Regions from separate parts of the Homo sapiens genome. Here regions 1, 2 and 4 are each linked to region 3. The links are chromatin loops, found by intact Hi-C in ENCODE. Cell type or tissue: heart right ventricle. All regions are shown on one strand. Region 1 has its middle 47 kb from the start of SYT7. Region 2 has its middle 42 kb from the start of DAGLA. Region 3 overlaps SDHAF2 (succinate dehydrogenase complex assembly factor 2). Region 4 overlaps SYT7 (synaptotagmin 7).

Region 1 (8,000 bases), 180 kb after region 3:
CAACCTCCAACTCCTGGGTTCAAGTGATTTTTGTGCCTCAGCCTCTCAAATAGCTAGGATTACAGGTGCCCACCACCAAGTACAGATAATTTTTATATTTTTAGTAGAGATGGGGTTTGACCATGTTGGCCAGGCTGGTCTCGAACTCCTGATCTCAAGTAATCCACCCACCTTGGCCTCCCAAAGTGCTGGGATTACAGGTGTGAGCCACTGTGCCCAGCTGGTCCAATCACATTCCTATATGACTGTCCATTCTTCATCGAACCTTTGCATAAAAAGGTACTGTACAGTCTGGGTATTCATTTCTTTTCCTTTTTCTTTTTTTTGGTTTGTTTGTTTTGAGACACAGTCTTGCTCTGTTGCCCAGGCTGAATGAAGTGCAGTGGCATGATCTCAGCTCACTGCAACCTCCACCTCCTGAGTTCAAGCAATTCTAATGTCTCAAGCCTCTCGAGTAGCTGGAACTACAGGTGTGCACCACCATGCCCAGGTAATTTTTTGTATTTTTAGTAGAGACAGAGTTTCACCATGTTGGCCAGGCTGATCTTGAACTCCTGACCTCAAGTGATCCACCCACCTCGGCCTCGTAAAGTGTTGGGGTTATAGGCATGAGCCACCACGCCTGGCCTGGGTCTTCATTTCCAAAGGCCCCCATGTCATGTAAAACTTTGATTAAATACATTTGTTATGCTCTTCTCTTGTTAACTTCTCTCTGTCTTTTGGTATAGGAGTGTCAGCCGTGACCCTTATGATGGATGAGAAGAGGTATCATGCCTTTTCCACCCCTACACCTGGAAGGAAGGTTCTGCAGCAAGTTCATGAGAGACGATATGTGGAATGTAATCAGAGCATACCTCTTAATACTTAAAAGGTAAGGCCAGGCGCAGTGGCTCACGCCTGTAATCCGAGCACTTTGGGAGGCCGAGGTGGGCGGATCACGAGGTCAGGAAATTGACACCAGCCTGGCTAACATGGTGAAACCCTGTCTCTACTAAAAATACAAAAAATTAGCCGGGCGTGGTGGTGGGTGCCTGTAGTCCCAGCTGCTCAGGAGGCTGAGGCAGGAGAATCAGTTGAACCCAGGAGGCAGAGGTTGGAGAGAGCTGAGATCGTGCCACTGTACTCCAGCCTGGGCGACAGAGCAAGACTCCATCTCAAAAAAAAAAAAAAAAAAAAAAAGACGTATAAAATTCTGAGGTTCTTCTTTCGAGGCTAATTCCTTTCCTGTATGTGCTTAGGTTATGTTCATCTGAAGGAAAACTTAAGAAACTGTGTGGTAAACTATAATATAGAAGTTTATTTTTCTCTCGAGTAAACAATATTTGGAGGTTCTGGTCCAGGGCTGGTGTGGCAGCTCCACAAACATCAGAAACCCAGATCACTTCCTTCTTGTGGCTTGGTCATCCTTAACATGGGGCTTCTACCTCATGATCCAAGATAGCTGCTCCTGCTCGAGCAATCACATGCATATTCCTTTCCAGCAGAAAGGGAGAAGAGGTAACAGGGTGCAACCTGCTGCCTCTGAGTGGCACTTCTTCTTACAACTTATACACATGGCCATACCTGGCTGTAAGGGAGGCTGGGAAATGTAGCTTGTATTTCAGGGGGTTGTTTGCCCAGCAAAAATCAGGGGTTCCGTGGCAAAGAAGACAGAACAGATGTTGGGGAATAGTTATAGTCTCTGGCACACCATGGTATTCCTCCATTCCACGGGGAAAGATGGCCATGTACTTTCTGGTACTCTGCTCCAGGTGACCTTGTTCTTGTATGTTACATGTTCTTGTGTGTTACTCTTTTTTTTTTTGAGATGGGATCTTGCTCTGTTGCCCAGGCTGGAGTTCAGTGGCACAATCTCAGCTCACTGCAACCTCCGCCTCCCAGGTTCAAGCGATTCTTTTGCCTCAGCCTCCCGAGTAGCTGGGATTAGAGGTGTGCACCACCACGCCCAGCTAATTTTTGTATTTTTAGTAAAGACAGGGTTTCACCATGTTAGCCAGGCTGGTCTCGAACCCCTGACCTCAAGTGACCACCTGCCTCAACCTCCCCAAGTGCTGGGATTATAAGGCGTGAGCCATTGCACCCGGCCTTGTGTGTTACTCTTTTTTTTTTTTATTATACTTTAAGTTTTAGGGTACATGTGCACATTGTGCAGGTTAGTTACATATGTATACATGTGCCATGCTGGTGCGCTGCACCCACTAACTCGTCATCTAGCATTAGGTATATCTCCCGATGCTATCCCTCCCCCCTCCCCCCATTGTGTGTTACTCTTAACTCCTCACCACAAAACCAGAACGGCCCTGAGACCAAGACTCAGGTCTCCAGAACAAAGCCCTTAGCCTGACATTCAGGGCCCTTGGCCACTGGGTCTCAGGAACTGCCGCAGTCCCTTGCAGCCTGTGTCCAGCCTCTCAGAGCCACCTGCCTGCTCCATTCCTTGCTTCCCCAGACTGTTCCTTCTGCCTGAATGGCCCTCCTGGACCTCCAATGCCAGGGGCACTCCTATCCAACCTCGAAGAGATTGCTCTGTCAGTGCAGCCTTGCAGGGCCTCGCTGGGGGAGAATCAGAATTCCTTTCTCCTGCCCTCCCTTGGGCTTCCGGAGCCTTCCGTCATCCTCTATTTATAGTTCAAGTCAGGTGCCCCTGGACATGTTGCTGGGAGGGAAGGGCCTCAGCTGGGAGAGCCGGTTCTGTGACCTGCTGGGGAAGGGCTGGGATTTTCCAGGATGCCTCCTCTAGCCCTATAGTCCCCTTGGCTACCTCTGTCTACGGGGAAATGGAGCCCCCTACCTGGACAGCCTTAATCCGGTGCACCTGGTGGCTGCTTGTCTCCTTGGCTTTGCTGTGAGCCCTGGGGCCTGGGGATGGGCTTCTCTCCAGCCCTGGGCCTGCTCCTGCCTCTGCTGTGGTGAGGTGACCTGAGTAACGGGTTGGGTTAGGTGGTCTCTATGTTGGTAGGGGTCTCAGTAGGGTCAGGCTTGCTCTAGGAGAGAGTCACAGTTGCTAGAGTTGAGTATAGAGGGCAGGAACCAGCTGTAACTTTGCAAAGCTCTGTCCTGGGATGCTCGGCTTCCCTCCTGTTGTCCTCCACCTTCCAGAAAGCCCAGCAGGGAGAGATGAGCACTGTGTCCCCAAACTCAATGTCACTGTCACCTCCCCTCACCCAGCCCAGCCACTCCCCGTCAGCTCCAGACCAACTCGGAATACTCGGGAAGGTTGATCCTTCGACTTCCTCAAGCCATTGCTCAACATCCCCCAATCACAGCCTCCCCAACTCCCATCTCCAAAGGCCTCCTTCCTCCCCAGATCCCCGGCTGTCACCATCCTCATTCTTCTAACAAGCTGACAAACTTGAATTCTGAGCGAGCATGACCTGGGGTCTTGGGCCTGAGCCGCAGCCCTCTGCCTCCACCCCATCCCCCACTTACATGCCCACTTTCAGATACAGACACGGACCCTGATGCCAAGGACATCCACTGGCTGAATGCCTCCTCCTGCCCTTTCACGAGCTCCCATGCCTGGCCCTGACTACCTGCACGCAGCCCTGGACCCTCAAGTGACTGTAGGAACCCCCTCTACGAGACTCAGCCCTTTTGCCACCAGTGGGACTTGCAGGCCCAGCTGACCAGCACCTTCTTGCCTGCTGTGGGCCATGTGACCGACGGAATCCCACCACATCTGCCGTGAGCCTCGCCTGAATCAGGACCAAGTTTAGGTTTTCAGAATCAGACGGACGTGACTATGTGACCTGGGGCAAGTGACTAACCCTCTCTGAGCCTCTGACATTTATAGCTGACTCCAATCTGATACATGGGCTCCCCAGGGGCCTGAGGAGGGAAGGTTTGAAACCTCACTCTTCCCTCCCTTGCCCTTGGAAGGTGAGAGCAGGAGGCTCCTTCATGGAGGTGGCTAGGATGGGGAGGGAGGACCAGGAAGCTTCCTGACCTTGCCCCAGGAGCTGGCAGCCCCCAGTCCCACCTTGTCCAGAGATCACTCAGGGGAAACCACTCTGGCTGAGGGATTCAGGTGCTGGTGCCAACTAGGAGAAGCAGTCTAGGGCGCCTCCCAGTGGACACCAAGGGAACGTCTATTCTGGCTGGCCCTTGGTCCAGCCCTGTGATTTTAGCCCTTGGCATGCAGTCAGGCTCCAGTACTGACCCCAGCACCAGCAGTGGCAAATTGCACCTCATTTGAGGAATCTCAGTTTCCTCTTCCACAAAACGGAAATAATGATAACATCACCACACAAGACCACAGTGAGGCTTCCTTCGGACGACCCAGGCGACCCGCCTTCCACACTAATGTTTTCCAGGTCTAGAGAGGCCAGGGCTTGCCTGGGGACCACAGTGAGATGTGGTGAGGAGCCAGGGGTTCAGGCTCTCAGGCTCCTGGTCCACTGCTCTTTCCACTGCTGGGAGGTGCCTCAATGTAACCTTGGACTCTCCAGGCCTATTAACTCCTCCGTGTAGCTCTGGAAGTTTTCAGATGTTTTAGTGCTATTAACATGCCTGTCCCAGGAACAAGCTTACAAATGCATCCAATTAACCTTCTGCCAACAATTCTGGGACGTGATTTCTTTTCCAGCCTTTGCAGGGAGATCTCTCTTCCCATCTCCTTCCTGGAAGACAGAAGCCTTGTGCGAGCCCCTTGTGTGATGTCACCCCAGCTAGGGCCACCGGACGTTGGTCCTCAGCAGGGAGACTTTGGGTCCTCCACCAGGACCCAGGGCTGACCTGCATGGCCAGGCCCCATGGCCTGGGTAGAACCTTGTTTCTGCTCCAGGTAAGGAATTGCAGGGGTGAGGGTGTGTGGAGGAAAGGGGCCTCCACAGTGGGGAAGGGGGCTACAGAGGGAATCCCAGCCCCAGCCCCAGCCCCAGAGGACCCATTTATTTGCTCTCTAACTGTGGTGAAGGGGCCCTTTCTGAAATGCAAGCAGCTCCCGAGTTCCTCTACGGCAGTGTCGGGCTGGTGCTGGGCATTGAGCGGGGCAGGAGAGGAATTCAGCCACGCCAGGTGCTGTGGCTGTGCCGCGGGCTATTTTCACGTAGGCCGTGTGTTCCTCCGGAGGTGGCTGGCCGTGGGGCTCCTGGAATTGTGGGCTGGAGCCCTCCTGCTCCCTCTGGCTGGGTCTCTATTGCTGTAGCCCCTAGAATCACCTCTTACAGCCTTGAAAGGCCCAGGGGGACTTGACTCTGAGGCTAGGAACCCTCGGGTGGGAGGGACGTGTTCATAAACACATGCACACTGTGCCATACTAGCTTTTAGACAGACAAAGACAGAGACTGGGTGACCACATGACCTTCAGGACTCACACAACAACACACACACACACACACAAGGGTGAGGGCAAAGGAGAAGCGCCCAGGCAGGCCCTGGGGGAGGGGGGCGGAGAGCCAAGGGTATGAACTGTGAACAATTAGTGGGAGCCATAGGGCCCCTGGGGGAGCAGAGAAGGAACATGTCCCCCTTCCCGACCGGATGGCCTTGCCCAAGGCCCCCACCAAGCAGTGGGGGGTGGGGCAGGGGGTGGGGAGTGAGGACAAGGGCCTGAAGCTGGTAACCTGCCCCTGGGCGAGATGGCTCTGGGAGGCGATGGAGACGCTCACCCCCTCCCTGCTTCCCAGCTGAACTGGACTTTCACAGTCTCTCTGCTCTTTCCTCACCGCCTCTTCCCACCCTCACCTTTCCCTCTTCTCCCAGCTCACCTAGCCCCTGCCCGCACTGAGGGGGACATAGCCCCCAACACCTCCTTGGCTTTGCAGATGCTATCCCCCTTGCCTGGAATCCCCCTGCTGCCACCGCCTTTTGCCTTCACCCCACTCTCCTGACAAACACCAGCTCACTTGCAAGGCCCAGCTCAACGCCTCTTTCTCTGAGAAGGCTTCCCACCACCTCTCTCCTCCTGGCAGAATTCATCTGTGTTCCCCAGTGCTCCCGGGGCCCTTGCACAGACCTCTGCGGCTCCAAAGGCTTCCTGCTGTAATACTCTGTGCACACAGCTGAATCCCTGACTCCACTCTGCTGAGAAGGTTGTGCTTTTTTCTATTTTGTACCGAGGGCAACGGGAGGCCATGGAACAGTTTCAAAGGAGCTATGCAACAGGATTAAATTTGTGCTTTGAAAGATCACCGGGGCAGCCGCGTGGCAGACGAAGGCAGGGAGAGGACAGAGGCAGGGAGAGGACGGAGGCAGGGAGAGGGTACAGGAGGCTTCTGTCATTGTCCAGAATGGAGTCTCAGCCGTGGAGACGGAGGTGGAGGTGGGAGAGGTGGAAGGATTCCAGAGATATTTGGAGGAAAGCTTCCCCCTGGCCAGTGGTCCCCAAGCCTGGCTGTGCACCCAAATTCCCCGGGCAGATTTTAAAAAAATAGGTTTCTGGGGTCTACTCAAGATGCCCTTAAACGGGATCTCAGGGGCTAGAGCCAGAATCTGTTTTTTTGTTTTGTTTTGTTTTGTTTTGTTTTGTTTAGATGGAGTCTCACTCTGTCCCCCAGCCTGGAGTGCAGTGACGTGATCTCGGCTCACTGCAACCTCCACCTCCTGGGTTCAAGTGATTCTCCTGCCTCAGCCTCCCGAGTAGCTGGGATTACAGTTATCTGCCACTACGCCCAGCTAACTTTTTGTATTTTTTGTAGAGATGGGATTTTGCCGTGTTGGCCAGGTTTTTCTTGAACTCCTGACCTGGTGATTCACTTGCCTCAGACTCCCAAAGTGCTGGGATCACAGGTGTGAGCCACCGTGCCTGGCCCAGGATCTTTTTTTTTTTTTTTGATTATCATTACGAGGCCGGGCATGGTGGCTCATGCCTGTAATCCAGCACTTTGGGAGACTGAGGCGGGTGGATCACCTGAGGCCCGGAGTTCAAGACCAGCCTGGCTAAAATGGTGAAACCCTGTCTCTACTAAAAATACAAAAATTAGCCGGGTGTGGTGGCACGCGCCTGTAATCCCAGCTACTCGGGAGGCTGAGGCTTGAACCTGGGAGACGGAGGCTGCAGTGAGTTGAGAGCCACTGGGTCACTGGACTCCAGCCTGGGTGACAGAGCAAGACTCTGTCTATCATTATGGTAAAGAAAAAACATATAACATAAAATTTATCATCTTAGCCATCTTTAAGTGGATAGTTCAGTATTGTTAAGTATATTCACGCCATTGTAAAGCAGACATCCAGAACTTTTTCATCTTGGAAATCTGAAACTCTATACCCATTAAACAACAATTTTCCATTCTCCCTCCCAGCCAGCCCCTGGCAACCAGCATTCTACTTCTGTTTCTATGGATTTGACTGCTTTAGATACTTCATATAAGGGAGTCTACAGGATCTGTCTTTTTGTGACTCAGAATCGGTAATTTTAAAAAATTCAGTCATCACAGTGGCTCCTGCCTGTAATCCCAGCACTTTGGGAGGCCGAGGCAGGCGGATCACTTGAGGTTAGGAGTTCAAGACCAGCCTGGCCAACATGGTTAAACCCCGTCTCTACTAAAAATACAAAAATTAGCAGGGCGCAGAGGTTCCAGTGAGCCAAGATTGTGCCACTGCACTCCAGCCTGGGTGACAGACTGAGACTCCATCTCAAAAAACAAACAAACAAACCAAAAAAAAAAAAAACCCAAAAAACGAATCCTCAAGTACTTCTGATGCAGCTGGTGTGTGGTCTGCAGTTTGGGAACCGCCATCCGTGTGGCTCAAGCTGAAAGGTACCCTCTGCCTGTCTCTTTGCTATTAGGAGCAAAATCAGATCCTAGCACCCCCAGAACGTGGGGTGGGGGTTCCTTTTGACCTCTGGGGAGAATTTTCTCCTAGACAGGCTCTCTCTCAAAGTCTGCTAGTCAGATCCGGTAGTAACTCCACACCCCACATTATTATTAATTTTCATGACCTACATTTATATCATGTTTTAGATGCTGCTACTCAAAGCGTGGTCTCGCATTCCTTGGAGCTGATTAGAAATGCAGGGTCTCGGGCCACCCCCACGGTTGAATCTGAATCAGCGCATT
Region 2 (8,000 bases), 190 kb after region 3:
GGTGGCTAGGGCAGGATGAGGGCTGCAGAGCCCCTGGGGTGGCCCTTGGCCAGCTGGGCAGGGAGGGGAGGGTCTGTGGGCTCCTCACTAGCTCTGCAACTGCAGGGGAGTTAACCTCCCCAGACTTCATGCCTCATCTATAATGTGCCCCATCTATAATTTTTTTTTTGAGGCAGAGTCTTGCTCTGTTGCCCAGGCTATAGTGCAGTGGTACAATCTCGGCTCACTGCAACCTCCGCCTCCTGGGTTCAAGTGATTCTCCTGCCTCAGCCTCCCGAGTAGCTGGGATTACAGGTACCCGCCACCACGCCCAGCTAATTTTTGTATTTTTAATAGAGACAGGGTTTCCCCATGTTGGCCAGGGCTGGTCTTGAATTCCTGACCTCAGGTGATCCACCTGCCTCAGCCTCCCAAAGTGCTGTGATCACAGGCATGAGCCATGGTGCCTGGCTTACAATGGCTTCTGGTACTGCTGAAAGCCTCCAGAGAGTCACATATCTAAAGTGCCTAGCACCCAGTTCACATTATCACCTGGGCTGGCCAAATCTAAGAGAGGCAATTTACACCGGGCTTCTGTGAGGGACAGGTGAATTATACAGTATATAGGAAAAATATGCAGTGCTGGCTATACAGCAAGCTGTATGTCAGTAACAGGTATTATTATTATTAGGAACAGGGACAGCTACATACTTTGCAGAGCCCAGTGCAAAATGAACATGTGGGGCCCTTGCTCACACATCATGAAGAATTTCAAGGTGTTGACAGCAGAGCATTAAATCAAGCTCTAGCCCTTTGGAGTGTAGGGCCCTCTGCAGCTGCAAAGGCTGCACAACCATGAAGCTGGCTGGGACTGTGACACAGGACACCAGAATCTTTATAATGGGCTCAGCTCTCTGTCCTTGGGAGGGTTGCCTCTCTGTTCAATGCTGGCGATGAGTGAGGCTTTGGGTTCCATACCTCCCCTGGTCTCCAGATTATTCTAGGAGAACCCCTTGTTACCTAGGAACTCCTAATAGCTGCTGCTTGGCCCAGCCCCAGATTCATGTCTGGAATAAGAGAACAGGATCCTTGAGTGTGAGGGCAGAAGACCCTTTGAGATCATCCCCTTCCCACCCCAAAATGGTGAGGACCTGCCAAGGACATGTGGGACCCAGTGATGAGGCAGAACAAAGATCCAGCCTCTGACTCCCAGCCTGGGAGCCCCATCTGGAAGAAGCAGCTTAGGCCTGATGAGGACGCCGGGGCTCCATGGCAGGAGGAGGGTGTGCTGGGGAGGAGGGGTGTGGGGAGGACAGTGCCACACCTGTCAGCCTGGGCTGTCCCTGGAGGAGGGGAGGGAGGAGTTTTTGTTCTCTTGGCTTCTCTGTGCTTTTTTGCAGTGGCACAAATTGCTTTTGTAATAACAGGAAAAAACGATCAACGAACCTTCATTTAAGAAAAAGCACAGCGTTCTCATGGGAACCAAGAAGACAAGCCCTTAATGCAAAGTGTATTCAGAGAGAAGAAAACAAGAAAAGCAGAGACGATTGGATTACAGCAATTGCTCTTATAACTCCTCTCCGCCCACCCCCTCGATGAGAAGCTGGTTTGAAGGACTGAGTATCAAATCCCTACTGAGCTCTGAGGTTCCAGGTGTGGATGGAGTGTGGGGCCCATGTGTGTGTCAGTGTGTGTGGGTGTGATTGTGTGAGCAACTGGGTGTGTGAGGTTCAGGCCCAGTCGGCTTGTCCAGACGCCAGGCCTGAGATGCCCTGGGGGTGCTAAGAGGGGTAGAGAGAAGCCAAAGGAACACAGGCTTTGAAACGAGGCAGAATTGAGTTGGAGTCCCAACCCCACCAACCTCACCTCTCTTCACTCTTCAGGCAGCGTAGAAAACAATGCCTGCCTTTTGCCAGGCATCCTCATGGAAGTGACATCGTCTTTAAACCTGTGTGGCAATCCCTGACGCACCACCGTGATGCCCAGGGAAGACAGGGTGACCTGGAAACCCAACTACTTCCTTAAGATCATCCAGCTATTGGATGATTATCTGAAATGTTTCATCGTGGGAGCAGACAATGTGAACTCCAAGCAGATGCAGCAGATCCGCATGTCCCTCTGCGGCAAGGCCGTGGTGCTGATGGGCAAGAACGCCATGACGCGCAAGGCCATCCGAGGGCACCTGGAAAACAGCCCAGCTCTGGAGAAACTGCTGCCTCGCATCTGGGAGAATGTGGGCTTTGTGTTCACCAAGGAGGACCTCACTGAGATCAGGGACCTGCTGCTGGCCAATAAGGTGCCAGCTGCCACCCGTGCTGGTGCCATTACCCCATGTGAAGTCACTGTGCCAGCCCAGAATACTGGTCTGGACCCCGAGAAGACCTCCTTTTTCCAGGCTTTAGGTATCATCACTAAAATCTCCAGGGGCGCCATTGAAATCCTGAGTGATGCGCAGCTGATCAAGACGGGAGACAAAGTGGGAGCCAGTGAAGCCACGCTGCTGACCATGCTCAACATCTCCCCCTTCTCCTCTGGGCTGGTCATCCAGCAGGTGTTCGACAACGGCAGCATCTACAACCCTGAAGTGCTTGACATCACAGAGGAAACTCTGTATTCTCGCTTCCTGGAGGGTGTCCGCAATGTTGCCGGTGTCTGTCCGCAGATCCACTACCCAACTGTTGCATCAGTGCCCCATTCTATCATCGACGGGTACAAACGAGTCCTGGCCTTGTCTGTGGAGACTGATGACAACTTCCTGCTTGCTGAAAAGGTCAAGGCCTTCTTGGCTGATCCATCTGCCTTTGTGGCTGCAGCCCCTGTGGCTGCTGCCACCACAGCTGCTCCTGCTGCTGCTGCTGCAGCCCCAGCTAAGGATGAAGCCAAGGAAGAGTCGGAGGGAGGAGTCAGACGAGGATATGGGATTGGGTCTCTTTGACTAATCACCAAAAAGCAACCAACTTAGCCAGCTTTATTTGCAAAACAAGGAAATAAAGGCTTACTTCTTTAAAAAAAAAAAAAGAAAAGAAAAAAAGAAGAAAGAAAGAAACAAAGAAAGAAAGAAAGAGAAAGAAAGAAAAGAAAAAAAAAATAAAACAACACTTGCTCCCACGGTTGTGACAGTGGGGTTTAAAGAAAACCAGCAGGCGCCGGGCACGGTGGCTCACGCCTGTAATCCCAGCACTTTGGGAGGCTGAGGCGGGCGGACCACGAGGTCAGGAGATCGAGACCATCCTGGCTAGCACTGTGAAACCCCATCTGTACTAAAAATACAAAAAATTAGCCGGGCGTGGTGGCGGGCATCTGTAGTCCCAGCTGCTCGGGAGGCTCAGGCAGGAGAATGGCATGAACCCAGGAGGCAGAGCTTGTAGTGAGCCGAGATCGCGCCACTGCACTCCAGCCTGGGTGACTGAGCCAGACTCCGTCTCAAAAAAAAAAAAAAAAAAGAAAAAAGAAAAAGAAAAAGAAAAGGAGTAGGCAGAAAGAGCACACAGTAGGTGTTCAACCAGCGTGAAGCTCCCAGCCCCTGACAGTCCACGACAGCCTCAGAGCAGGCAGAAGGAGCACACAGTAGGTGTTCAGCCAGCGTGAAGCCCCCAGCCCCTGACAGGCTACGACAGCCTCAGAGCAGGCAGAAGGAGCACACAGTAGGCATCCAGCCCACATGAAGCAGGCCCCCAGCCCCTGACAGGCCATGACAGCCTGAGGCAGGACCACATGGTGATCTCTAACCTGACCCCAGGGGAGGACAGGAGGGAGGACGGATAGCACCCTGGGAGGCCAGGGCCTGGCGTCCCACCCTGTCACCCTCGTGCCCAGTGTCCAGGGGCTCCGAGTTAGCCATGGCCTGGCGCGTAGCCTTAGGAGAGACCCTCCAGCCATTCGGTGGAGCGTGGAGACCCCTCGTGGCCACACGGAGGACTGCAGCTCTCAGCGTGTGACCTCTCGCCAGCATCGGGGCTGCTCTGCATGTAGCCCTGGGAGAGCTCTGCAAACATTGCTTGAGCTCCTTTTTATTTTATTTTTATTTCTTGAGACAGGATCTCACTCTCACCCAGGCTGGAGTGCAGTGGCACAATCTCAGCTCACCGCAACCTCCGCCTCCAGAGTTCAAGCGATTCTCCTGCCTCAGCCTCCTGAGTAGCTGGGATTACAGATGTGCGCCGCCACGCCCGGCTAACTTTTGTATTTTTAGTAGAGACGGGTTTTTGCCATGTTGGCCAGGCTGGTCTCAAACTCCTGGCCTCAAGTGATCCACTCGCCTCGGCCTCCCAAAGTGCTGGGATTACAGGCGTGAGCCACCGCACCCGGCTGCTTGAGCTCCTTTAAAGGTGCCACGATTTATGCTTGGTGTTATGGACAAAGAAAGGAAGTGATTCCCATCCCAGAGAATCTACCACCGGGAGAGTTACAGAGGCTGGGCCGCCCTATATCTACCTCCCACCCCTGTATACATCCATATAGAAGAGAACTCAGGGTTCAATCAGGGGACCTAGAGCAAGACACCCATTTTCCCATGCCTTGCTCCCCATATTGGCCTTATGGGCGTGGTACCCTGTAAAGTACCTGGAATAGTCCAGAGCTCAAAAATTCTTATGATTATTAAAGGTATAAAAGGACAGGTAAATTGAGGCCAAGTGCAGTGGCTTATACCTGCAATCCCAGCACTTTGGGAGGCCAAGGTAGGAAGATGGATTGATCCCAGGAGTTCAAGACCAGCCTGGGCAACATAGTGAGACCCCCATCTCTATAAAAAATTAAAATTAAAAAATTAGCTGGGTGTGGTGGCACCCACCTATAGGAGGCTGAGGCGGGAGAATTGCCTGAGCCCAGGAGTTCTGAGGCTACAGTGAGCTAGGATCCCGTCACTGAACTCCAGCCTGCATGACAGAGTGAGGCCCTCTCTCAAAAAGGTGGTGGAGGCAGGTAAATTGGGTCAGAGTCATGCTCCCTTGCTCCCCTCCAAGCAGTAGAAATTGCTAATAAAATGCTTAAAACAAGGATCATGATGTGCCAGACACTAGGAGAAGCCCTTTGCATGTAGTACCTCATCTGATCCCTGAGGAGCAGGTACTATTAGCCTGTATGAGGAAGCTGATGCCCAGAGAGGTTTAGGCGATTAGGCTAAAGTGGTAGATTCGGAATTTGAACCCAGGCCCACATGGCTCCAGAGCCCAAGCTTTGGTGCACAAAGCAATGAGTCTGCCTAGCAGCGTCAGAGATGTTTGAACCAGAGCAACTCCATCTTGAATAGAGGCTGGGTAAAATGAGGCTGAGACCCACTGGGCTTCATTCCCAGGAGGTGAGGCATTCTTAGTCACAGGATGAGCTAGGTCGGCACACGGTACAGGTCACAAAGACCTTGCTGATAAAACAAGAGGCAGTACAGAAGCCAGCCAAATCCCACCAAAACCAAGATGGCGACGAAAGTGACCTCTGGTCAGCCTCACTGCTCACTATATGCTAATTATAATGCATTAGCATACTAAAAGACACTCCTACCAGCGCCATCACAATTTACAAATGCCATGGCAACATTAGGAATTTACCCTATATGGTCTAAAAGTGGGAGGAACCCTCAGTTCCAGGAATTGCCCACCCCTTTCTGGGAAAACTCATGAATAACTCACTGCTTGTTTAGCATATAAGCAAGAAATAACCAAAACACTAGCCAACCAGCAGCCCTCTGCCTATGGAGTAACCATTCTTTATTTGTTTACTTTCTTAATAAACTTGCCTTTACTTTACTGTATGGACTCACCCCGAGTCCTTTCTTGCATGAGGCCGAAAAAGCCTCTCTTGAGGTCTGGATCAGGACCCCTTTCCAGTAACAATGGGGCAGCCCATGACTTACTAAGCAAATGCACTCACCTCTCTGGGCCTTGGGGTCCTCCCCATTCAGGTCAGATATTTAGTTTAGTTTTATTTGTTTTATTGTTTTTGTTTTAAGACCATGTGGGGGCTAGTTCCCAGCTCTGGATGCCCATTGGATTCATTAAGTTTCCTTGGTCTGGGTGCATCCTGGACACTGGGATTTTTTTAAGCTTCCCAGGTGATTCTAATGAGCAGCAAGGTTTGCAAAGGGCCTCACAGGCTATGGTACAGAGATTAAACTTTATTCTGCTAGGTGACAAACCAGTGGTGGCTCCTCATGTCCCCCCAGCCCTAGGTCTACTCAGTTGCCTTTTGCTATTTATTAGATAAAATTGACCCCTTGGAAGTAAAAATTCAGTGGGGGATTAGCATATTCACAAGGTCGTACAACCATTACCATCAGATTCCAGAACATTCCATCCCCCCATAAAGCAACCCTGTAGTGGCCGGGCACGGTGGCTCACGCCTGTAATCCCAGCACTTTGGGAGACCGAGGCGGGTGGATCACGAGGTCAGGAGATTGAGACCATCCTGGCTAACATGGAGAAACCCCATCTCTACTAAAAATACAAAACAATTAGCGAGGCCTGGTGGCACGCACCTGTAATCCCAGCTACTCAGGAGGCTGAGGCAGGAGAATCTCTTGAACCCGGGAGGTGGAGGTTGCAGTGAGCCGAGATCGCACCACTGCACTCCAGCCTGGGTGACAGACTGAGATTCCGTCTCAAACAAAAAAAAAGAAGAAGAAGAAAAAAGAAAAATAAAAAAGCAACCCTGTAGTGATGAGCTTCCCATTTCCCCTCCCCCTAGCCCTTGGCAACCCTAACCTACTTTCTATCTCTACGGATTCACCTATTGCGGGCATTTCATATAAATGGAATCATACAATATCTGGCCTTTTTGTGTTTCATTTTTGCTCTTTTGTATTCTTCCCCTTGGCGTAATATTGTCAAACTTCATCCATGTCATAGTATGCATCAGGACTTCATTCCTGTTAACTGCTGAATAATATTCCATTGTATGGCTGGACCACATGTTTAAAATCTATTCATTGGTAGATAGATGGCTTTAAGGCTCTGGCATTCTCTTAGACAAGAGAAGCGACCGAGTTAACACAGGTGGTAGGGCTGAGAGAGGCATCAGAAAGCCCAGACCCTGCCTCTCGAGCCTGCAGGAAGGAAAATCCAGAGGAGAAGGGATGTGGAAACCAACTCCAGGGAGTTCCAAAGGAGCACAACAAGGTAGACCCTGAGCAGCCATGAGGGATGGGCCACACTTGTCCCCTCACCTCCCTCAGCAAAGGTAAACCAGGGATCTGGATAAAGCTATATCCACCAAGCTGCATCATCGAAGTAGTGCCGAAAACACAGAAATAACCTAAATGTCTAACGACAAGGAATTTATCCAAAAAACTATGGCGTGTCCATCCAAGGGACTACCAGGCAGTCAAAAATGATGCAGCATCGACTAACATTTATCGTGTGTGTGTGTGTGTGTGTGCGTGTGTGTGTGTGTGTATATATGGAGTTTTGCTCTTGTTGCCCAGGCTGGAGTGCAATGGCGCGATCTTGGCTCACTGCAACCTCCGCCTCCCGGGTTCAAGCAATTCTCCTGCCTCAGCCTCCAGAGTAGATGAGATTACAGGCGCCCACCACCACACCTGGCGAATTTTTGTATTTTTAGTAGAGATGGGGTTTCACCATGTTGGCCAGGCTGATCTCAAACTCCTGACTGCAGGTGATCCACCCGCCTGGGCCTCCCAAAGTGCTGGGATTATTTATAGTGTTTACTGTGCCAAGCCCTGTTTGCACATTTCACGTATTCTGATGCACTCAACTCTCACAATAATTCTACAGGTAAGTGCTTTTATGATCCTCATTTCACAAAGAGGAAATCGAAGCCGGGAATACTTATATAATTTGCCCAACATTGCACAGACAGACAGCAATAGAGCCGAGATTTGAACCAGGGTCCATTTGCTTAATTAATATCTCTGTTCCGTCCTGTCTCTGAAGGTATAATAAAAAAATATTTACTGACATGAGACAACACTGTTCACAAAATATTGGTGGAGTGAATAAATCGGGTTCTGGAACAGTATGCAGGGTATGAATCAAGACTTGAGGGAAATACGCCAGATTGCAAATCTG
Region 3 (8,000 bases):
CCATAGTTTGTGACGAGGTCTGCTGTATCTTTGTTCCTTTTTATGTGTCTTCTCTTTCTGAATCTTTTCAATATTTTGTCTTTGGTTTCTAGCCGTTTCAATATTATATACATAGGTATTTATTTGATATTTATATATGTAGGCATTTGATATTTATCGTGCTTTTGGGTTCTCTGGGCATCTTGGATCTGTGTTTTCATATCTTTTATTATTGTTGAAAAATTCTCAGCTGTTACCCCTTCAGCTATTTCTTCTGCTTTGTTTTCTCCCTCTTTTCCTTCTAGGATTCTAGTTATACTTAGTTAAATGGTTTAATATTGTCCAACAGCTGTTGTGGGGGTTTTGTTTTTTGTTTTTTTGAGACAGTCTTGCTGTGTCACCAAGGCTGGAGAGCAGTGGCGCAATCTTGGCTCACTACAACCTCTGCCTCCTGGGTCCAAGCGATTCTTGTGCCTCAGGCTCCTGAGCAACTGGGACCACAGGCACGTGCCGCCATGCCTGGCTAATTTTTTTGTATTTTTCACAGAGACGGGTTTCACCATGTTGGCCAGGCTGGGCTTGAACTCCTGGCCTCAAGTGATCCGTCTGCCTCAGTCCCTTAAAGTGTTGGGATTACAGGCGTGAGCCACTGTGCTCAGTCTGTCCAACAGCTTTTGGGTTCTCTGTTTTGTGTTTTTTATTCTTTTTTCTCTTTGTGCATCAGTTTGGGTTATTTGTATTAGATAATATCTATTGACCTGTCTTCCACTAATTCTTTCCTTGATGATGTCAAATCTCATGATGGGCCTGTTGAAACCATTCTGCATATCTGCTACTGTATTTGTTTTTAGCATTTCCATTTGACTTTTGGAGTTTCCAACTCTGCTAGAATTTCTCATCTGTTCATACATTTTGTCTGCTTTTTCCACTGGCGCCTTTAATATTAGTCATAGTCATTTTAAATTCCCTGTCTGATAGTTCTAACATCTGGGTCATCCCTCAGTCTGCTTCTGTTGATTTCTTTGTCCCTTGACAGTGTGTTGTTTTTTTCTTCTTTTGTGTATATGTCTCGTAATTTTCTCATAATTGTATTTATGCTTACAATTGGGGATGCTTCTTCTACTTTACTGTTAGTGTGGGGATCAAGTCAGTGAGTTGGGAGGTAAGCTCAGCTTGGGTTGTTTTTGCTTTGGTTACCTTCATTGCATTACTAGTGTCTAGCGTTAACGTGTGCTTAGAGTGGAAGCTGGCTCTGTCGCCCAGGCTGGAGTGCAGTGGCACCCTCTCGGCTCACTGCAACCTCCACCTCCCAGGTTCAAGCGATTCTCCTGCCTCAGCCTCCTGAGTAGCTGAGACTACAATCACGTGCCACCACACCTGGCTAATTTTTTTTTTTTTTGAGACGGAGTCTCACTCTGTCACCCAGACTGGAGGCAGTGGCGCGATATCGGCTCACTGCAAGCTCTGCCTCTTGGGTTCATGCCATTCTGCTGCCTCAGCATCCCGAGTAGCTGGGACTACAGGCGCCCGCCACCACGCCCGGCTAATTTTTTGTATTTTCAGTAGAGACGGGGTTTCACCGTTTTAGCCAGGATGGTCTTGATCTCCTGACCTCGTGATCCACCCGCCTCGGCCTCCCAAAGTGCTGGGATTACAGGCGTGAGCCACTGTGCCCAGCCTGTGTCTGTGGTTTTATACACTCATGCTAGCCCACACTTGGCTTTTAACAATTCATTGCAAATTTTAGTGGCACAGGCCTGCAGTCCCAGCTGCCCTGGAGGCTGAGGCAGCAGGATCGCTGGAGCCCAGGAATTCTTGGCTGCAGTGCTCTATACCAATCAGGTGTCTGCTGTAAAGTTGGCAACAGTATGTTGACCTCTCAGAAGCAGGGGACCACCCGATTCCCTAAGGAGGGGTGAACCAGCCCACGCTGGAAATGGGACAGGTCGAAATTCCTGTGCTGATCAGTGGTGGAATTGCACCTCTGACTAGCCACTGCAGTCTCCCCTGGGCAACATAAGGCTGGCCCTGTCTGTATTAATTTAAAACAAATTTTTTTGGCTGGGCGTGGTGGCTCACGCCTGTGATCCCAGCACTTTGGGAGGCAGAGGTGGGCGGATCACAAGGTCAGGAGACCAAGACCAGCCTGACTAACACAGTGAAACCCCATCTCTACTAAAAAAAAAAAAATTACAAAAAATCAGCCGAGCGTGGTGGCGGGCGCCTGTGGTGCCAGCTACTCGGGAGGCTGAGGCGGGAGAATGGCGTGAGCCCAGGAGGTGGAGCTTGCAGTGAGTCCAGATCGCACCACTGCACTCCAGCCTGGGCGACAGAGTGAGACTCGTCTCAAACAAAAAAAAAAATTTTTTTAGCTGAATTCCTTTTACCCATTTGTATGATGTCCAGTGTCTCTTCTTCCTGTGCCTGCCACAGGTGAGCAAGTGCATGGCTCTCGTTTCTCCTTTGAAGGGCCTCTTTTTCCTTAGGTTTCGTCTGTTGGGTTGCCTCGTGACCTCAGTTCTCTGATATCTTTGAGAAAAGTCATAATATTTGTAATTTATCTGGCTTTTTCTTGTTGTTACAGTGAGTGCAATATTCTTTCCAACTTTCTACTTTCTTGGGGGAAGCCAAAACCTCTTTGATCTTATGTTGATTGTCACATGAAAACAGAGCCCTCACTAGATGCCAGGCCCTGTGCTGAGTAAGGGAGAATCTGACTTGGTTTTGAGGAATTCTCTCTCCTGGCGTCGTACCTAGTGTTGGTGGAAGGGTAATTCTGGAGCACATTGCCTCGGCTTTGGCAGTGGGAGGCTTTGCTTGTAATTGGCATCTTAAATAAGTGTCCCAAGGGTGTAGAGAAAGGTCAGGGGGAGCAGCACACTGCCAGACCCACTGCCGTAGACTGAGGCTGGCCTTCTCATTCTTCTGACTCAGTGCCTATGTTGCCCGTTCACTGAAATCTGGTTCTTTAGGCTCATGACAGTTCTGTGTGCCTCCAATATCCTTCCAATAAATTCCTTTTTGCTTAAGTTTACTAGAGTTATTAGTTTCTGTCTCTTAAAACTGAGGACCTCTAACTGATAGACAAAGGAGAGAGCTTTTGTTTCAAGAGATATATACATTGCAAGGGAAAACACAATGTCTGGGGAACAATGGAATTGCCAAATGCAAAGCAAAATAGTACAGCCAAGATTGTGCGGGCCAGGGGTCAGCAAACTTGTTCATAAAGGACCAGATAGTAAGTATTTTACTTGTAGTCATATGGTCTCTGTTGCAAGTACCCAATTCTGCTGTCATAACACAAAAGGAGCATGGGTAATATGTAAACCATTGGGAGCAGCTGTTCCAATAAAACGACTTGCAAATATAGGCTCACACAGTTTGCCACCCCCTGGTATAGGCTAACATCGTGTATATTTAGAAGAAGGATGGAGACAGTCTATATATCCATCTGTGGTTCTTGGCCAGTGTTTCGAGTTTTAAGATTCTCATACCTGAGCATTGACTGACTATGGCATAATTTTTTCTGCCCACTCTTCTCTTGCAGAAGCTAAACCAGCCCCAGAAATATTTGAAAATGAAGTCATGGCCCTGCTGAGAGACTTTGCTAAAAACAAAAACAAAGAGCAGAGACTGCGTGCCCCAGATCTTGAGTACCTCTTTGAAAAGCCACGTTGAGCTGTGCTCCACGGCCTGGCATGGGGGTTCAGTCTGTGGATGGTAACTACTTATGATGGACGTTAGCCTTGCTTCCGGCTTCTTAGATGCCCAGCTGCCCTACCCCAGACCACTGGTCCTGCCTCAAGTGATGGACATAACCCTCTCCTAGGACATACATGTAAATGCACAATGTGACTCATTCTCATACTTTTTTGTTCAGCTCTGAGCCTCAAAAGTGATTTGTCAGCAGCGCTGGCATGCAGGCTTTGCCTGGCTGCTATCTCTAGAGGCAAGTCTGCCACGAGAGGGCACTGCAGGCGAAGCAGTTGTGCTTGCTCATTGCCTCAGCCCAAGTGTACTCAAAGAAAAGAGGCAGCCAGCTGTGCGTGCTGTATGGAAAGCCTCCCGCCCTCCCTGCAGCTCCCCGCCCTCAGTGGCCCAGGGCTTTGTTGAAGTGGAACTCCCCACTTCCAACCTGGTATGGCTCCTTCTGCGAAGGGAAGCTGATCCCAGCCTCCTGAGCTGAATCCTTCAAAGGCACAGCAGGCAGAATGAGGGCCACAGGCAGGAGTGGTGTGGGCACACTGCTTAGGAGTCAACATCTTCATCATTGGGCTTTCTTTAAAACGTGCACTTTGTAATTTGAAAGAGAATTATTAAAGCATACTGAAAAAAGGAAATTTACAATTTCCCAGCCCTCACAATTAATTTTAATTTTGTCTATTTTCATATAACCCATAGTCATGTTTATAGAGTTTTACAAGTTCACAATTACAGGTTTTATTTTCATGTAGCACTATAGAAAACTTTCCCCCTCATTCCTACAGTCTTCACAATTAGTTGACTAAATAATAATACATAAGAAATAATATATTAGAATGAATTAGTTAGAAGTGTTTTTAAAAGCTCTAGGGCTGTGTGACTTCTGTGTTGCTAGTGGTGCCCTCCCTGGAGGGGTTTTGCCCTCAGAGCTGTAATCTAGGCAGTAGAATCAGTCACCCAGACTGGACCAGGTGCATCTAAAGGTGTTGACTAGAAGAAGGTCGGCCAGATTTGATGAGCAGGTGGTTGGTGATTATAGGAGCCGCACACAGGGACTACACACGCACATGTTTCCAGCATTGTTGAGCTCCAGGGTTCCTACAGAGCCACCTCATGGTTCCTGCCTGCTCTTCAGTATCCCTGGTGGCTCAGGAGGGAAGGGAAGAGATCTAGCCTTTACGTAATCACAGTTAAGCCTCACAGCACTCTAGACTAGTGGTGTTACCTGTATTTTATACATAAGAAAGTGGGCTCAGAGAGAGGAAGTAATTTGTCCAAGGTCAGGTAGCTATTGAGTCGAAAAAGCAGAATTTAGTATAGCTCAGTCTGCCTCCAAAGCTCTTGAACTTTCTACTAGAACACACTGCCTTACTGCTGGAAATTTAATAGAAGTCTCTGTTTGGGAAAGCTGTGGCAAATAGATGTGACAGTTCTGAGACATGACCTCTGTGTTACATGGTGGGTAGGAATCTGCCAGGTGCTTCGCCAAGTGAGTAGATCTGAACTTGATCACCCAGTGAAGCTTCTGTGAGGAAGCAGCGCAGTGCACTGGTTACACATTTAAATCCTGGCTCTGCTGCTTACCTGCTGGATACATGAATTGACCTGAGCCTCAGTTGCCTCATCTATAAAATGGGGATGACAATGCTTCCTGTCTCAGCTAGTTGATGAGATGAAACACACAAAGCTCTTACATGGTAACTTGCACAGTATGTACTCTAGATATGAATGTCAGCATTTAGTCATAGCCTCAGTCTGAGACTTAAAACCTGTCCCTAACACAAATTGCCTGGCATATCAATGAGGTCACCATAGCTACATCCAGGGTTTCTCATCTGCAGGTCAGAAAGCTGAGCCTATTAATAGAACCACAGAATGTCTTACCTCCCAGTGAAGACGAGAGAGAAAACAGACCCTGGTGACAAGACCTTTGATGGAAAAATCTAGCACTCTCCCCTAAGCAAGGAATGGAAGTGAGACTCGCAGAAGCAGGGCAGGCGAGGAAGGAGACGTCTCCCTGGGAGCTTGCTGAAGACTCTGGCTATTCTCTCGGGCTGCATTTATGTACCCTGGGGAGAATGTTAAGCAGGCCGGGAGTTTATATATAGACATAGATCTGGACTGTACGAAGTGCACATGAATTGGGCGGTGACTTACCCATTTATCCTTTGCACGTTATGCAACAAACCCCAGTAGCCAAGGATGTAGTTGGAACTTTTCTCCCCCTCGGGTTTGATCCCTTCTTATCCTGATTTTGTCTTATTTAACACAATGTTCAATTGCTGCCGCTTTCACCTGGGAATGGCATGCTTCTAGAGGAATTGTTTTCCTCCCAGGCTGCTGGATTGTGTCATCTTTGAAAGTGAAGGATCTTGCTAAGTTCACCTGCTCAGTTGTCAGGCCCAGGGATGCTATGTAAACAGTTTTTCCCTTTATTAGGCATTAAGTAAAACTAGGCCGGCCACAGTGCATTTTTTTAGGAATTAATAAACATATAGCAAGGGCCAGCAGCCCCCGAAGGATCGCTAATGCACAGAAGCTAGACTCATTCCTTTTACTTTGACACATCCCTGCTTACTGACCTCATTCAGAGCCTGTGTGGGGCATATGAGCGTCTGGCCCTGTCCTGACCGACTCAAGTGGTCTTGTGAGTCCTGCACAGGCTCTCCACGTGACACCTTAAATTGGGTCAGGAAAGGCTGTTCTCTTTCCATCGTTTCCTTTTAATCATCCTAAGTCTTAAAAATCCATAAGCCAAACACCTTGTGCTGGAGCTTTCTGTGCCTTAGACAGAGTGTGTCTTTTGGGGGTCATTGTAGAAGCACTCTTACTGGCTTTGAGTGTTATCTGGAGGTCATCTGGTATGTCTTCTGCTCCAGCCAGGGTGGCACCAATACAGACCTGGTTCATATTTTTAAACATCACTGGGAAAAGATTCCGATGGGATAGTTGGGGTCTCTCATTTATCCTTCAGTCCATCTGCAGCTATTTGTGGCTAGACAAAGAGAGGAAGGTTTAATGATAAGCTAAACAGCTGTAGATGGCAAGCAGGTCTGTGAGATTTTTGAGCTGACAGCCCCACTTAATAGTATGTTCTGTAGTATCTGAGGACAGTGGACTCACCATCCCGCAGCTATCAAGTTGATGACACTGATCAGTACCCAGTGAAACTAACTCCTGACACCTCAGTTTCCCAGTGAACCCTCTGGGAATGAGGAGTGGTGTTCGAATTTTCCTGTCAGGGAAGATGGCATTGGTGGGATAGGTGGCTTCAGGCCAGCAGTACTTTTTGTGGCTTAAGAAACAAGTGTTGTTAGCAGTTTGTTAGAGGGGTGGTAGAAAGTTTAAGCTATCCAGGACAACATCAGTCTTTAAAGGAGATGGGTAGATTTATCATCACCTATAGCTGCAAAAGAAGAGTTAAAAGCCTTTTGTTGGATCCCGGATCTCAGACCCCAGATACTCCTTTTTTTTTTTTTTTTTTTGAGACAGGGTCTCACTGTCACCCAGGCTGGAGTGCAGTGGCAGGATCTCCCCTCACTGCAAGCTCTGCCTGGGTTCAAGCGATTCCATGCCTCAGCCACCCTAGTAGCTGGGATTACAGGTGCACGCTACCATGCCTGGCCAATTTTTGTGTTTTTAGTAGAGACGGAGTTTCACCATGTTGGACAGACTGGTCTCGAACTACAGGCCTCATGTGATCCGCCTGCCTCAGCCTCCCAAAGTGCCAAATATTCCTTTCAAAAAGGAGAATGTTTCTTTAAGAAGGGGATTGTATAATCTGTCATGAGATTAGAGTATAAAAGGAAAAAAGTGGGGGAGGGTGGATATATCATTTTCTGTAACAACACATCACAGCATGGAACTTTCAGCAAGTGAGAACGTTAAGATGTACATTCTGTTTCTCAGTGGATTCAGGTGATTTGGCTAATATTTAATAAAATATTCTCCTCTGGTGATGCCCTGGAACACGTGTTTAGGGGAAATAGAACAGAGTAGTTAAGGGGAGCTGTTTAGGAATCAGGCCTAACCTAGAATCCTGGAGCTCCCATTGATTAGCTGGGTGACCTGAAACACATTATTTAACCTCTCCAAGCTTCTGTTTCTCATCTGTGGAAAGGAAAGAAAAGGAACCCGACCTCACAGTGTGGGTATAAGGACTGAATAAAGTCCTGCCCCTGGAGAGCTTAGTACAGCCCCTGTACCCTCAGTAATACTTGGTAGTAACATCTAATAGTTCGGCTTGTTGTGTACCCAGTGCTGCTGAGTGCTTTACGTCATTTCATCCCACAATACCGTGAGATAGGTGCAATGATTAT
Region 4 (8,000 bases), 70 kb after region 3:
CATGATCTTGGCTCACTGCAACCTCAGTTTCCCAGGTTCAAGCAGTTCTCCTGTCTCAGTCTCCTGAGTAGCTGGGATTACAGGTGTGCACCACCACGCCCGGCTGATTTTTTTGTATTTTTAGTAGAGACGGGGTTTCACCATGTTGGCCAGGCTGGTCTCGAACTCCTGACCTCAGGTGATCTGCCTGTCTCGGCCTCCCAAAGTGCCGGAATTACAGGCGTGAGCCACTGCACCTGGCCCAAGGAATTGGGTTTATTTAGATCTGATGCTGCAGCTCAATACTTCATGCAAGGGGTTTGTTTACCTTCCTTTCATGCAAATCTTAGACACAGAAGCAGCAGGGTGCAGAGGCAGCCATGGTCACCTGCAATAACTGCTGTCATTAGTGAGCTCAGGTCTCCTCCCTCTGTCTGATCTGTTTCCCTGTACCTCCTCCCCTGCTGCTCTCACCTGAGGACTCTAGGTTGGGGCAAAGTCCTGGCAATGAGTCCCCCGGGCCATCCTGAGGCACTCAGGGCCTTACCCTTTTGCTTTGTCAAACGTGGCACCCGCAGCCATGACTGCTTGCCAGCTGAGCAGGCGCTCCCCCAGGGAATGGGAATGGGCTCTGTCCCTGGCCCTGCTACTCACTTGCTCTCCACCCTCAGAAGCCAGTCCCTTCTGGAAAGTTTGAGTTTGGCTAAATTGGGTGCTGATGCTACAGAGCACGATTGAGGGTCTCTGTCTCCATGTGAGTAGGGAGGGAGCTAACTGCCAGGGAAAACTGGGTGTCACGGCTCCCCTCGGTGATGGAGATAGCACTGTATTAGGAGTCCTAGCATTCCCCCACCCACAACTTCCTGTGATTCCCACTTGGCCTCTGGGGAGTAGGGGGCAGGGGAGACTGGAAGGGACGCTTGTAACAATGGGACGGGATGGATGGGCTGCCTCTGCGGTTCCCCACATCGTCCTGGGGCAGTCAGAGGTGGGCAGGCCATGGGGGAATAGGGCAGGGAAGTTCTGCAAGAGTCATGTTTGTACCAGGGATTCAGGGGCAGAGGCCAAGGGCGCTGGTGGTCAGAGCAAGAAGCTTCCTTCCTACTGTGGGAACCAAGTGGAGGGAAAGGCAGAGGAGGCGGCAGGGCAAGAAACAGGGTTGGGGGGGGTGTGGGCGCGAGTGACTCACCCGTAAGCGGTGTGAGGACTCCCAACCCAGTGCTCACTGTGTCACAGAAGAGCTGCTTGGTCCCTGGCTGGCAGTCAGGTCTGTGAGTGGAATGGAATGGCTGAGAACTGCGCCTGTTCTTGAGGCCCCCGCCCCCACCAGCCTCCAGGCAAGCAGCCCTGCTGGCCAGTGTGGCAGCAGAGACCCAGGCCTGGAGCCTTTTCTAACCTTGTGAATGCCATTCCTCACCCCCTTCCCACCCACCCTCATGGGACTCAGGAAAGTGGGAGAACAGGTTCTTGGAGCTGGGGGCCCTACCCAGAAGTCCCTCCCTGCCTCCCATGCCACCACACTGGCTTACTCAGCCATCTGTCCCAAAGCTTCCCCAAGACACCTGGCGATCTTGTTCTGAAGATGAACGTTTATTAGCACACCTGGGCGTGCCACATGGAACATGTATGCAGACAGGGATCCCTGCCCAGGGGGCTCACAATCTACACAAGACACGACACATACACGCAGGACACAGACACGGGGAGCGGGGCGTCTTCACGGGAAACAGATGGTCTGGGGAGCCACGAGCTGGGGCATCGGCGTGCTCAAGGCTTGTCCTTCTGGTTGTCTTTGCGTGGGAGGGAGAGGAGCGCAGGACGTAACCCAGGACAGCCTTCCAGAAAGCAGCAGTATCCAGGGGGGGACTCACAGGAGAAAGAAAACACCAGAGGGCGGTGGTCCCAGGTACAGGGAGGGGTGGGGGAGCATCTCAGAGCAGGCATGGACGAAGACAGACCCAGAGAAGCAAAAATGGAGGAAGGCAAAAAGTCCAGGGAAGGGCCCGAGCCAGTGGCAAGGGACTGCCCCCTGTGCTGGGCCTGAGCTGTCTCTGACTTCAGGCTCAGTTTTCCAGGGCTGCTTTCATGGAGAGCGCCTGAACAGAAGCTCTGGCCAAGGGAGCCCCTGAGGCTACTTACCTGACCCCGGGGCTTCCTCTGATCTCTGGAACAGAGATCAGAAGTGATATCTAAACCAGGTTGTGGGAAATGAGGGACAGACAGCTTTGGATGGGGTACTTAGTGCAGCTCCGGGAGGCAGCTGCTGGCCCCAAGTGCTGGGAGCAGAGGGCGGATGGGATGGCCCGCTTCACTCCTGGTGGGGGCAGGGGCCAGCAGGTGGACACATGACAATGGGGATGTGCTCGTTCCTTTTGTGCCTGTGTCTGAACCAGATGTAGCACCTTCCTTCTGAAGTACCCTGAGAGCTGCGGGGGCTCAGCTTCCCCTGGGCTGGGTGGGGAAGAAAGGGCAGGGGATGGGGATGGTTATTGCTTTGTTGTGGCCAGAAGAAACAGGTGGAAGGAAAGAGCTTGCCCAGGGCCACAGAGGCTGCAGAAGGGATTACAACCCAGCTTCCCACACCTCAGGCTGGAACCTGTTCTATTGAGTGGAAGAGACTTTTCTAATCCTAAAGAATGAAACTAGAAGAGGGCTGAGAGAAGCCGCAGGTCCAGCCAACAGACACAGAGCTCATTGTCTTTCCTTTTCCCACCTCAGGGACCAGGAAGGAGGCGCTGGCCTGAAACTACAGTGGCCCCATGGATGGTGGTGGGAAAGCTGGAGCGTCCCCCTTTGGTTTGTCTGAGCTGCCTTGGAGGGTGGCAAGTGTCCTCTGGGAACTGAGGGAGGGGACGTCAGGCTGGGTGACCCTGGAGGGCACCCCTGAGGCCTAGAGAGGACTCTACTCCCAAAAAGCCTTGTGTCAGGCCTGATCTGGGAGATGTAGCTGCCTCTCTGCTTTCTGGGAAGCCAGTGGGATCATATTCTATAGAGATCTGAGGATGGCTGGACACTCGGGAAGGGCCTGGTCACCAGTGAAGTCAAATCCCAAAGGTGACACACTGAGGGGAGGCTCAGCCCCGGGGCCCCCATCCCCTTCACCCCACTGCCTCTGCCCCCAGGGAGGTGAGGGAGGGCTGGGACCCACGGAGGAAACAGCCAAGGCCCTACTTTTTCACGATCCTTTATTAATCAGAACAGGCCTTGCCACAAAAAGCAGGGCCCATTCCCACAAAAATATGATTTTGCAAAGAGGAAATCTTGCTGGCTTAGAGGGTATGTGTGGTGGAAAAATTTTGTATGGTTCTTTTTTTCCTGTTTTTTTTTTTTCTTCAGTTTTTCTTCATTTCTCTTCGCTGCAAAATTTTTTTTTTTGTGATGGTGGGTTTTTGTTTTATTTTTTATAAAACACTTGCACTCAAGAACATACAAACAGTGGCCACCAATCCCCACCCCTGGGGCTCCGGGGAGCCCCCCTGGCTTGTTTGTGGCTGTTTTCCTCTGTCCCTTCCCTGGCATCTGGTGCCAGAGGGCAGGTGCGGGGGTCCTGGGGCGGGTGGAATTTGTACAGCACTTTCATGGGGAGATGGTCACAAGAAAGGAAACCAGGACAAGATAAGGACTAAGTCTAGGGCACCCACAAAGATGGCAGACGAAGCCCATGAAAGGGCCTGCGACAGAGTGAAGAGACGGATGGGCCTGCGTTGGCCTCAGCTAGCTCTGGAGGCTCTGTGGGGGAGGGGCAGGTGGGCCTTGCAGTCAGGATTCGGTAATTACACTTTGCTCACGGGTAGCACCTTCGGAGTCCTCCTGCCTTGACCCCCAGGTCAGGTGATGGTGGCCTCACAACCTCCCCTATGAGGTAGGTGAAGTATTATTACCATCATTTTACAGATGGGGAAACCGAGGCCCAGGGAGTGCGGGTGACTTGCCCAAAGTCCTGGGATGGTGGCAAGGCTCCGGTGCCCTCCCCCCACCCTCAAGTTCCCCCATTCTCTGCTCTCCTATTGCCCTAGACCGCCCCCGCCCCATCCCATACCACCCTTACCTCCCGTGCTAGCCTACCCGGCCCTCGGCCCACCGCTTGCCGCCCCAACATAGCATCCCAGAGCTCCACCTGCACGTGGTGGTGGTGGGGCGCTGGGGAAGCCCAAGCCTGGTCGCTAATGTGCCTGGGTGGGGTCTGGTTGGGAAGAGACCCCTGCCAGGAGATGCTCTCTGCATAGGATTGGCTAAGAGCTCTGTGGGCGGGGCTCGGGAAAAATGGGGAGCCGTTGCCCCGCCCACTCGATACAAGTTGGTTGGATCCCCAGGGCGAAGGCGCCTGGAAGGTGGGGGCTGGCTCACTGGGCGGTCTTCCGCGGGGCAGGCGGGTGGTGGGGGGACAGGAAACCGAGGCGGATCCAAGAGAGGAGTGGAGAAGGGCAGATCCCCTCCTCCGCTCAAGACTTCCCACCACACTCTCTCCCACGTCCACGAGGCCTCGGGGTCGCTGCCCTCCCGTCCCGGCTGGGGGCCGCTCCCCAGCCCGCCAAAGAGGAGGATGCAGTTGGGGCCGACCCCATTTTAAGCAAAGCTACAATATAGAAACATTTGGATTTACAAGGAACGTGGGTGACTATTTGCTTTACATTAGCATTCTTCACTCTACAAAACGATTCACCTACTATGTATGATGTTCCTCCAGATCCCAGGGAGAGGAAATGGTGGGGGTGTGCGATTTAATTTCAGAAAATTTCGGTATGGGCAAAAGGCGACCCGTCTACTGCAGCAAGCAGAATGCTCAGCTCAAGGGGAAGCCGTTCGAAGGAAAATGGTTCCCAAATGCCAATGGTCTCCCCACGCCCTGGATGTGGGGACCCTATCCAGAGTCCCCTTCTTCTCTTTGGGGTGTCACAGGCCCATCCAGAGTGGAACTGGGGGCTAAGACCACGGCCACAGACTGTGGGGGCCTGGCGCCACCTGGCGGTAGTTCTGGGAATGTCAGGCCCAGGCTCGTGGACCCCCAGGATTGGAGGCTTTGTCACCAGCTGGGTCTTGTATCAATACCAGGACCAGCGTGGGGATGAGAGGGCTTAAGCAGGGATCAGCCTGAAATCTGCCGTCTCCAAGGGGAAGCCAGTTTTAGTCTCATCAGTGGCCGAGGCAGAGAAACCACAGCTTCTTTGTGTGTGGCAACCTCAGAACTCACAGAATCCTGGTCTTTTCCCTGCCTCCTTTCCCTGCACTGTGAGTGAGTCGGGCAGAAGGAGCTGCTCCCGGGGACCAGGGAGTGGGGAAGGGTGAGAAGACAGTCCTGGAGAAGGTCAGGTGATGGACGATCAGAGACCACGCACGATGAGACGGAATGAATGGAAGGTCTACAAGCATTGGGGGATGGAGGGGTGGAGGAAAGAAGGGTGGAGGTCTGCACAGGCAGGGAGAGATGAGGAAGGGCAGGCAAGCTGGAAAGCATGGAGAATAGGGCAGATGTGGCTGCGTATGAGGTGTGGGAAGCTGGCGGGGGGTCTTTTGATGAAGGAGTTAGGGCAAAGCTAGTCGGGGCTCGGGACCCCCTGAGAAGGAAGGGAGATGAGTCCTGGTGGAATGCTATGCACACAGTAGGTGCCTAAAAGGTGTGAGTCAGTGTTCAAGAGATGAAATTGCTGAGGAGGGAACTACTTCAGATTCTGAGCAGAGGGGGGCACCAAGGGGAGAAGGGGAGGAGACGGGGGGATGGCAGGAGGCAGCCCAGTTCTCAGCCCAGCTCCAGCAACTGCAGCTCTTCTGTTTCTGACCTCTGCCTCACCCGACCCCACTCAGCCCTATGGGCCTCTCCTCTCACACCCCCGGCCTCCAACCCTGCCTGGCCTTCACAAAACCTGCCTTCTCTGTATAGTCCTCCGCATTTCCAGGCCTCTGTCCCCACGCACACACACAATGGACACAACACGAGTACAAAGGGCCACAGCTCCAGGACCCAGGAGCGGGCTATATACTATCCTCGACATTCAGGGCCCAGCCGGCACCTGAAACTGCCCTGGGGATGGGCCTCTCCTGGCCAGGCCGGGGCCAAACGCCTCAGCCTCCCCTCCCCGGGTCCACATCGGGGGCTGGAGAGGGAGTGGCCTCTCTCCACTCCAGGTGCTGCCTTAAAGAAAATGGGGGACCATGCCCACCTGGCGGGCCTCTGGAGGGGTCTGCCTGTCTGGCCGTCTGGCTCTCGAGCTCCCCCAACTTCTTTAGTATTAGTAAGTCAGGAAGAAAAGGGGCAAAGCAGGAAAATGCCTCCCAGAGCCCCTTCCCCGGAGCTGGACTGTGGGGGATGGGGCTGGTACTTCCTAGAAACGGGGCCCAGTTGAGTCCTGGGACCCCTCCCTGGCTGAGCCCTCAGGGTCCTCCCCTCCCTATGGCAGGGGGCTCAGGCCGGGCGTTGTGCATAAAGTGGTGAGGGCATGATGGGGACCTGGGCCCTCGGCCCCCTGGGCCTCCCTTGGCCCCACTCAGGCCTTCAGCTGGTGCCACTGGGCCACGGGCTGCCGGGGACGGGCAATCATGTCCTTCCAGTGCTTCACCTCCCCTGGCCCGCTCTTCCAGGACAGGTAGATCTGGGGAGAAAGGGGAGACGATGGCATCGGCACAGGCTCCAGGGCACTGGCCCTTTCCCCCACAGGGGTGACACCCCAACTCCACCATGATACCCTAGCCTGTGGCCCCCCAGCCTCCACATGCTGTGACAACCTACCCCACAGAGGCGCTCTCCTCCCTCCCCCAGTCAGCCTGATCTATTTTCCTGGTTGTCTACCCCCACACCCCCAAGCCTGGGCACGCCAGGCCTCTCGGAATTAGACTGCCAACCTATTTTGCAGTGGGGTCTGGAAGGTGGGGTTGGAGGCAGCTTGTCTCCATGGCCTTCCCTGCCCTATCTGTTGGGTGATGTCCAGCCCCCCTGAATTATAATCATTCCCAACTCCTGGGCACTTGCTACATGTGAGTACTGAGCTAGGGACTTCATACACATAGATCATCAAATCCTACAACTGTGAGGTAGGATTATATGATTATCTCCATTTTTCAGATGGGGAAACTAAGGTACGAAGAGTTAAGAGACTTACCCACAGTCACAGGGTTTATAAGTGGTGCAGAGGGATTGAAATCCAGGTCTTTGGAGCTCTATGCTACCGGCCTAATCCTGCTTCGCAGCCTCACCCGGCTGCATGCATGAATCCCTCCGGAACCCCCAGGATTGGCCCAGCTGACCTCAGCTTTGGGACTTGGGGGTGATTAAGAGTATGAGCATTGGAGAAAAAACAGGTACATGGGGCCTTCTATAGGACACCCGGCCAGTATTCCTTAAGACCGTTAAGATCATAGAGAATGGGAAAGACTGAGAAACTGTCAAGGGCCAGAGGGGACAGGGGAGACATGCCTATTAAATGCAATGTGGTGTCCTGGATTGGATGCTGGGACAGAAGGAGGACATTAACGGAAAGACTGGTGAAATACAAATAACGGCCGGAGTCTAGTTCACAGCAACGCAGTGCCCATGTTGGTTCCTCAAGCTGTGACGAATGTCCCATCAAATGTGAGACGCTAACAACTGGGGAGGCTGCGTAAGGGGTAGATGGGAACTCTCTCTACTATCTTTGCCACTTTTCTGTAAATCTAAAATTATTCAAAAATAGTGTTTTTGTTTGTTTGTTTGTTTGTTTTTGAGACCGAGTCTCACTCTTGTCGCCCAGGCTAGAGTGTAATGGCACGATCTCGACTCACTGCAACCTCCGCCTCCCAGGTTCATGTGATTTTCCTGCCTCAGCCTCCCGAGTAGCTGGGATTACAGGCGCCCGCCACCACGCCCGGCTAATTTTTGTATTTTTAGTAGAGATGGGTTTCACTATGTTGGGCAAACTGGTCTCACACTCCTGACCTCGTGATCTGGGCAAACTGGTCTCACACTCCTGACCTCGTGATCTGGGCAAACTGGTCTCACACTCCTGACCTCGTGATCTGCCCGCCTTGGCCTCCCAAAGTGCTGGGATTAA

The links. A loop is a pair of places that touch in the nucleus more often than their neighbours do. Peaks named below come from ENCODE experiments on the same cell type or tissue, not always from the same donor. Only the 100,000 strongest peaks of a DNase experiment are listed, where the experiment ranks them.
Region 1: a loop joins it to region 3, with 4 times the contacts of the local background. A loop is called at or near these places in 46 of 110 quality-filtered maps.
Region 2: it touches region 3 in a loop (6-fold over the local background); 46 of 110 quality-filtered maps call a loop at or near these places.
Region 4: it touches region 3 in a loop (11-fold over the local background); 72 of 110 quality-filtered maps call a loop at or near these places.

What each region holds. Positions count from the first base shown.
Region 1 is chr11:61,624,257-61,632,256 of GRCh38, forward strand. It overlaps the pseudogene RPLP0P2. Among named protein-coding and RNA genes, the nearest start is that of SYT7, 47 kb to the left of the region's middle. RefSeq lists enhancers at 1,908-2,470, 2,471-3,031, 4,387-5,368 and a silencer at 3,901-4,195. In heart right ventricle, a CTCF peak has its summit at 4,065 (motif pointing left); DNase peaks (open chromatin) are centred at 2,644 and 4,075; H3K27ac peaks cover 1,774 bases.
Region 2 is chr11:61,634,723-61,642,722 of GRCh38, forward strand. It overlaps the pseudogene RPLP0P2. Among named protein-coding and RNA genes, the nearest start is that of DAGLA, 42 kb to the right of the region's middle. RefSeq lists enhancers at 3,873-4,373, 4,413-4,940, 5,994-6,519. In heart right ventricle, a CTCF peak has its summit at 3,882 (motif pointing left); a DNase peak (open chromatin) is centred at 3,879; H3K27me3 peaks cover 1,346 bases.
Region 3 is chr11:61,442,415-61,450,414 of GRCh38, forward strand. It overlaps SDHAF2 (succinate dehydrogenase complex assembly factor 2), which reads left to right. Exons shown (of 4, transcript NM_017841.4): 4 at 3,527-4,319. The coding sequence ends at 3,657. It also overlaps the pseudogene RN7SL23P. Among named protein-coding and RNA genes, the nearest start is that of SDHAF2, 16 kb to the left of the region's middle. RefSeq lists an enhancer at 3,928-4,675. In heart right ventricle, CTCF peaks have their summits at 3,935 (motif pointing right) and 4,139; a DNase peak (open chromatin) is centred at 3,947; H3K27ac peaks cover 3,684 bases.
Region 4 is chr11:61,512,166-61,520,165 of GRCh38, forward strand. SYT7 (synaptotagmin 7) reads right to left here. Exons shown (of 13, transcript NM_001365809.2): 13 at 1,549-6,566. The coding sequence ends at 6,462. Among named protein-coding and RNA genes, the nearest start is that of LRRC10B, 7.4 kb to the left of the region's middle. RefSeq lists an enhancer at 676-1,289. In heart right ventricle, CTCF peaks have their summits at 4,941 (motif pointing left) and 5,164; a DNase peak (open chromatin) is centred at 4,945; H3K4me3 peaks cover 563 bases; H3K27me3 peaks cover 1,023 bases.